2 separate regions of the Mus musculus genome follow, and region 2 is linked to region 1. Evidence: chromatin contacts called from ENCODE Hi-C or POLR2A ChIA-PET data. All regions are on one chromosome and are shown on one strand. Each heading gives the region's core, a stretch centred on a gene start or an enhancer-like site at or near the end of the contact. The rest is flanking DNA. Distances are from core to core; before and after follow the strand shown. Region 1 holds the start of Spg11 (SPG11, spatacsin vesicle trafficking associated). Region 2 holds the start of Trim69 (tripartite motif-containing 69).

Region 1 (3,643 bases), core at 953-3,452:
CTATTTCAGGCTATAAGAGAAATAAGAGAACATCTCTGTCCTTAGAACTTACCCACTGTTAGAATGAGCCAAGCATGAATTAAACCATAAATACTTGTAAAATGGAATTGTGTTTGCAGTTAACTCTTGTTCTTTGTAGGCTTGCCTGTATCTACTGATGTATTAGTTAATGTGAGAAGCTGAAATATCAGAAACGGAACTCCATCACCTGTCTACAGTGACAGTTGAGGCCATTTCCTATACTTTGTTATGTTGGAGGACCCTGCCACATTGTCATATCCTTTCTTAAAATCTAGGTGACTTGCCTAAAATTAAGGCATGACTACTTTAGGTATGATTAAAGAAATATCAAATGATATGTTGAAACTTGTTTGTAAGTTTGGAATTACAACGAAGGACATTTTTTTGAATATGTCAAGAATATCCTTCCTAATAAGGGGAAAGGCCTTGTATTTAATAAAAGTCTAATCTGGGATGTTGCTTCCGTGTTGCCAGACTTTATGTAAACCAAACAGTTCAGCTAAGGCTGAGAGATTTGGATATAAGCATCTTCCTTGACATAAGAAAATAACATGGGGACTGGAGAGATGGCTCAGTGGTTAAGGGCACTCAATGCTCTTCCAGAGGTCCTGAGTTTAATTCCCAGCAACCACATGGTGGCTCACAACCACCTTTAATGAGATCCCATGCCCTTTTCTGGTGTGTCTGAAGACAGCTACAGTGTACTCATAAATAAAGTAAATTTAAAAGAAAGAAAGAAAGAAAGAAAGAAAGAAAGAAAGAAAGAAAGAAAGAAAGAAAGAAAGAAAGAAAGAAAGAAAGAAAGAGAAGAACATGGCAGCATTTTGTCAAATGAAGTCCTGCATTCATCAAGAAATACTAAAGTACCTTTTATGAGCCAGGCTGGGATTCAGGCAGGAAGATAACAGTGGTGCACAGGTCTCTGCTATTTCCAGGCTTACATAGAGTTTGGTCAGGAATTGACATAAAATGTTAATTAGTCATAAATACTATGATTTGAGAGTGACTGGAATAGAGAGGGGCTTTAGACTTTAGACTGAGCCAGGAAGGCATGTTAGCAGGTTGCCATTAAGTCAAAATGTTCAGTTTGTAGAAGTGGCTGTGTTAGAAAGACACTGTTAAGTAGGCATGGAGGCATAATCCTGTATTCCTAGAACCTGAAAAGCTGGTGAAGGAGGATCAGGTGTCTAAGGCCACTAGAGAACCTTTATCAAATAAATAGCTTGACCAAATGCCTTTTCAATAGCTCTCTACCTCTTCTCTTCTGTATCAGATTGTACTTTCCTGAGAAAAACAGAAGAAATTGAAAGGTGAACTATTTCACCATCTCTACTCTGTATGCATCCATCTGTTACAAAGGATATCGTTTGACTTCAATCTCCATGTTAACCTTCATGTTTGTAACAGAGTCCTTGGTGGAGGACCACAAAGAATAGATTGTTTGACCTCAAAAGGAGATCTATTGGTCTGAGAAGTTTACACTCCCAAATCCTGAGACTGGGTACCCACGGGTACAAGAAAATTCATCTCGAAGGGTCTGAAAATTAGTTTTTGCAGTCAGGAGGAGGAAGGGCTTGTAGAATTTATTTTATTTTATTTTATTTTATTTTTGGTAAACTGCTCTTCAAAACTTCCTGATGGGGGAAATGAGTCAGATTGATTTTTCAAACTCTGGGATCCCAGGCATCTGATGGAGATAGTTGCTTTCCAAAACTCCATACCACTCCGTAGAGGGGCCGATTTCTCGAAGCCGGGGATGGGGGGAGGGGGTCTGTTGTGAAGCCCTGCTTTTTTTTTTTTTTTTTAAAATGGTAGAGGGTTCTTTATTAGTTCTAGACTTTAAAAGAGTACTTGCTACCAAGAAAAGCGCACTACCAGATGCCTGTTAACCGAGCAGCACAAAAAGTGAAGAGGAGCCAGCAACAGGGTTTCAATGGAGTAAGAAGCACCTGCCTTAGAAATCTTTGGTAGCAAGGACAGCACAAGCAGCTGAAAGGCCCTGGCGTATTATTGAATTGAGCTGAGCAGGGAGGGGCAGGCGTGGTTTTTGCAGGATTCCGTTTAGAGCCGCCTCCACCCCAAGCTGAGCAAATGCCGGGCGCAGGACCGCCTCTCTCGTGAGAGTCACAAGGTCCGAATCACTGCGCAGGTCCGTGACGCATTCGGGCGCCTCTACCGGAAGGACCGCCCAGGCCAAGATGGCTGCCCAGCCAGGGCCCGGAAGTGCTGCCTCCCCCGGCTGTGCCGGGGCCATGGAGCGGGTCCTGCCCATGCTGCTGGTGCGGATCCCAGCTGAGGAGACGGCGCAGCTGGGACCGCGGGCGCAGCTGCACCGAGAGCTGGAGGCCCTGGGGAGCCTGACGGCTGCGGGCAGTCTCCAAGTGCTTTCCTTGGCGCCGGGCAGCAGGGGTGGGAGCAGCTGCTGCCTCCCAGGACCCTTTAGGCAGTAAGTGCTGCGGGACGGCTGCAGGCTGTGGGAGGAGGCTGAAATCTGAGCCGCTCCGGAGGGGAGTCCTGGGCTCGCCTCTCGCCGGCCCCTGGGTTGGTGGGAGAGGATGAACCACTGGGGAGCCTCCTCAGGATCGAGCCCCGTGCCTCTCGGAACCTTTCCCATCCCGAAGTGAAATCCTCACCTTGTTGCAACTCACGGCTCACTTCCTGGGTGGACAGAGAAGATGTCTCACTCCTTGATAGCCCCTGCAAACCCTGGATGGGTCTCAGCACAGGTCCTGTTTCTTTAATTCAATACAGATTGTCACTGAAAGGAGTTCTAAGCCTATCTTTCTCTACCTCCTCCTCCCCCTCTTCACTATGTATCCCTAGGTATTCTAGAACTCGAAATATAGCCTGGAGCCTACAGAGATCGGCCTGTCTCTGCCTGCACTACCAGACAGTCTACTTTGTTTTAAAATGCCAGATAAGGCTTATTTCTAAAGCATTTTTTTTTGTCTCTAAAATAATGTTTTCTTGCAAACACAGCCACCACCACGCCCACTCCAGCCCCTGCTCCTCTTTAAACTTGTCCATTCATTTACACAAGTGCTCTGAGGTCACTGAACGGTATTCCAGCCCTACGTTTTCCATGTTTAAATCACAGTCTCAAGATATAGCCAGATTGGCTTGCAATTCACAATCCTCCTGTTTTACCCCTTCTAATGCTGAGATTACAGGCTTGTATACTCCATACCTGGCATGTCCGCTGTTTCTTAGACATGAGGCTCCCATGGATTGAGAAGGTAGAGAATTACAATATTATATTGCTTTCCACTTTTCATAAAACAGTTTACATCATAAAGTTTAGAAGTCCCCTGAGTATATGCTGACCTTTTTAATAAAGGGAAGTAAGTATTTTAGGATCAATCTATATGAGACTGTATAGCCAACAGGTATCTCACTTTGAGTCTCCAGGCTCTTCAACAGCTCTATAGACACAAGATGAGTTTGCTGAGTCAGCAAGTATTTTAACCCATCTTTTTACCCCCTTGTGATACGGTCTCATGGAGCTCAGGCTGGCCTGGACCCAAGGATGCCTGTGAGTTCCCAACCCTCTTACCTCCTCCTCTCCAATGCTGGAATTATAAGCACGTACTTCCATCCCAGCTTTCTACTGTTCTCATGTCTG
Region 2 (3,649 bases), core at 644-3,143, 42 kb before region 1:
TTGTAGAACACAAAAAACATGGCCCAGAAGTCATTAAAGAAACATGGTGAATTTGAGGCCAGTCTGAGTCTACATATCGAATTCCAAGACAACAAGAGCTGAGAGAGACCCTGTTGGAAGGAAGGAAGGAAGGAAGGAAGGAAGGAAGGAAGGAAGGAAGGAAGGAAGGAAGGAAGGAAGGAAGGAAAGGAAGAAAAGGAAGAAGGAAGGACAGACAAAGGCAGGATCTGGCATATACATTTTAAACAAAAAGCAAAAGAAATGGAGAGGTGGCAGGTAGAATCAGTTCATTAATAGAGATAAGAATTACAAAGGAAAGGGCTAGAAAGACTGCTCCATTGTTAAGAGCATTTAAGTCCTTAGAGGACTAGAATTCAGATCCCAGAACTCATAAATCTCTGTAATTCCAGCTCCAATGGATCAAAGTCTTCTGTCCTCCTTGGACACTCTCACACACACCCACACTCTAAAAAACATTTATAGCCTAGTGGTGGTGGCGCACACCTTTAATCCAAGCACTCAGGAGGCAGAGGCAGGCAGATCTCTGTGAGTTCAAGGCCAGCCTGGTCTACAGATGGAATTCCGGGACAGCCAGGGCTACACAGCAAAACCCTGACTTAAAACAAAACAAACAATTACAGAAAAAACCAACGAGGAAAGCTGTTGCATTACATTAACTATGCCACTGTCCTCTGTCTCTTCCTGAGCTCTTATGGCCAGCACATTACTTGGCTGTGGTAGGGGCTTAAGGAATGTGTTGGAAGTAGCTTGTCTGAATCTCTGCTCTTTAAGAATACTCTTGGTCTCCACCCTCTTGAAACCTGAAACCCTCTCCTTTGGCCCCGAGTGCACTACTACCCTGGTTCTTTCCCCATGAGTAATTTCCATCCCCCTTTCTATTCTTAGTATCTTCTCTGGCTTTCTTCTAGCTCTGCTCTCTTTTAACAAGTGAGTAATTTCCTGACTTCGTGTTCAGCCTCACAGAAGTAAATCCTAAATCTGTACCTCTGGGTTCTGACCCACTCGGCATCCGGATCCATGTACTGAGATTCCTTGATGGGTTTCCGTGGAAACCCGGCTTCCTTAAAGTAAATCGATGTTTTCTTTTGTCTGTCAACACTAAAGTTTAGAATACTAACTTCCTTTACTTTAGTTTTAAGGTGTTAATTTAAGACGTTTAACTGGGCTGGTGAGATGGCTCAGCAGGAAAAGATGCTTGCTCCCAAGCCCGACGACCCAAACTCAGTCCCTGAGATCCACATGGTGGAAAGAGTGAACCTAATCCTGCAGATTTTCCTCTGACTTCCACACATGTGCTCTGGTATGCACGCCCACATATCTACACAAAATACACAAATGTGATTTCTAAAAATGTTTAACTGCACCTCTGTTGTAAATATAACATACCAAGACCTATAGTATGAAAAAATGTTATAACTAATAATTCTTCATCTAAAGATAGTAGTTATATTGATAAAGAGGTTAACTTTTGTATAATGTTTGTCTTAATTATCAAAAAGTTATGGTGGACCTCCTTACTTTCTTACCCACATCTCTAATTTCTGTTTATCCAAAGGCCTAGAGTTTAGAAGGTAAAGGCTACATGTTAAATATTTCTTTGATTTCCCTTCTTGATCCACAATCAATACCCTGTTTCCTACCCTGTGTGTAGAAAACCCGCTGAGTGGTTAGAGAATAACTTACCTCCATGAAACTTGGTCATTAGGCCACCAGGGGGCAGAGTCAGGCAACTTGGCTTTGCTCAGTGAGCCCAGGATGGCTGCAGACCAAGAGTTCTGGGCCTGTTAGTATGCTAGGAATGGACTCAGAGCCCATGAGAGGAGGAGGGAGAAGAGAGTTCAGGAGCTGAAGAAGACAGACAAGGCCAAAGCTAGAGATCCAGCAGGTTCCGTGACAGTTTGTCAGTTGCTTTGATGATATTCGCGTCTGAGATAGACAAACTCTGATTGGATTGGAATGACCTGCCAACCCCTTTTATTATTTTATTTGGGATGGGATTCTTTTAAACTTCAGGTGGTAATCTAATTTTTAAATGTTTAATCTTGAGTTATGTGTGAGTATGTTTGTGCTCGAGTGTGTGTCATGTATGGAGGTGCCCACAGAGGCCAGAGAGGTGGATCAAATTCCCTGGAGCTGGAGTTACAAGTAGTTGTGAACTACCTGATGTGAGTACTGGGAGCCAAACTCTGGTCCTCTGTAAGCACCATAAATACTCTTAATGGCTGAGCCATCTCTCCAGCCCTGGTAATGTAATTTTAAGGTTTTCAGATCTCACTTGGGAATGAGGCTGCTCGAGGGAAGAGAGAACAAACAGCAGCATCAGCTGTACCCCTGACTGGAGCGGCTTCTCTTTATCCTAGCTGGACCCGTCACCTCCAGACACAGAGCCTTTCAGGGGTAGCTGTTTGGCTCTCCCTGTCTTCTTGGCATCTCCTGAAGCAGACCTGATCAAGTAGCAGGGTCTGGAGCTGGACCCTAAGGCAGCAGGGAAAGATGCTGTTCACACAGCTTTCTCTAAAAGTCTAAGTAAGCACTTTTAGCTTAGACGCTCGTCCCTAGACCATGCTCAAGTCTGGGAGCCCGCGGGTTTGATGTTTTGCTTACAGTAATTCTAACTCAGTATATTGCCTTGAGTGGTTAGTGTCTGCCTGCTATCCAGCCTTAGCATGGACAACAGCATGCCAGAGTTAGAGACTGCCCACAAATGCCTTGCTTCTCTGGCTTTGCACAGGCTGCCCCTCCTGCCAAGAGAGTTGCTGAGAAGTCAGAGCAGGCTGTGTGCAGCAGCAGCACCTGGCAGATGTTTCTATCACTGCTCTGGGTATACTACATTCTTCCTTTCATTAAACCGATTTGTCTTCAGATCTCTTTCCCAAGAAACCGCAAGCTTCTTGTGAGAAAGAACTGTCTTCTTAGCCCCCAGGCCTTCCATGCTATCACTCTGTAGTAAACACTGGCTTAGTGAGAGAGTTCGAGGGGCCCTGTGAATGATCTGCACACCCTCCTTCTGTCTGCTTGTTTTCTTAGATTTCAGGGTTATTGTCGTTGTTTGTGTTTGTTGTTTGGTTGATTGGTTTGGGTGGGTTTTGTTGTTATTTTGTATTTGTTTTGGATTTTGGTTTTCAAGACAGAGTTTCTCTACATAGCCTACATTCTGGCTGTCCTAGAACTCACTATGTAGACTAAGCTGGCTTCAAACTCACAGAGATTTCACCTACCTCTGCCTCCCAAGTGCTGGGAATAAATGCCCTGCATGCATGTTTTGTTTCTGTGTTTGGTGCTAAGGTTGAGCGGAGTGCCTTGTAGACAAGCTCCCTAATCACCGGCCTGCCCCAGCTTCTCTCCAGTGGACCACTGAACAACAGCTGCTATTCTGGCTTGTTAGGGAAAAGAGAGAGAGAGAGAAGAGAGTGGTTCATTCACAAAAAGCAGTCTCCTGGCAGGATAGGCAGGAGCATGGTAACACCGCACTGCCAGCCTCAGCCTCTCTGTCTTCCCTGGGCAGGGTCGTTGAGACAGGTGGAGCCAGATCTGGGGATCATGGCTTTTACATGCCGCAAAAGAAAGGGATGTAAGCCACAAGAACTGTTCATCTACTGAAAACTAGGAGGGGAGGAAGGCTGTCGCT

What was found. A loop is a pair of places that touch in the nucleus more often than their neighbours do. ChIA-PET counts read pairs that join two places held with the same protein, here RNA polymerase II (POLR2A).
Region 2: a map of left cerebral cortex shows a loop between it and region 1 (6-fold over the local background). The contact joins the promoter of Trim69 here to the promoter of Spg11 in region 1. A Hi-C loop is called at or near these places in 18 of 37 maps with a recorded cell type or tissue (CH12.LX, Patski, T-helper 1 cell and 7 more). POLR2A ChIA-PET finds 5 or more read pairs at or near these places in 4 of 5 experiments (Patski and embryonic stem cell).

What each region holds. Positions count from the first base shown.
Region 1 is chr2:122,116,945-122,120,587 of GRCm38, reverse strand. It overlaps Spg11 (SPG11, spatacsin vesicle trafficking associated), which reads left to right and starts at 2,202. Exons shown (of 40, transcript NM_145531.2): 1 at 2,202-2,467. The coding sequence starts at 2,220. It overlaps Patl2 (protein associated with topoisomerase II homolog 2 (yeast)), which reads left to right. Exons shown (of 18, transcript NM_026251.2): 18 at 140-480.
Region 2 is chr2:122,158,952-122,162,600 of GRCm38, reverse strand. It overlaps Trim69 (tripartite motif-containing 69), which reads right to left and starts at 1,893. Exons shown (of 7, transcript NM_080510.3): 1 at 1,705-1,893. The coding sequence starts at 1,710. All of the region lies in intron 2 of Patl2 (protein associated with topoisomerase II homolog 2 (yeast)), which reads left to right.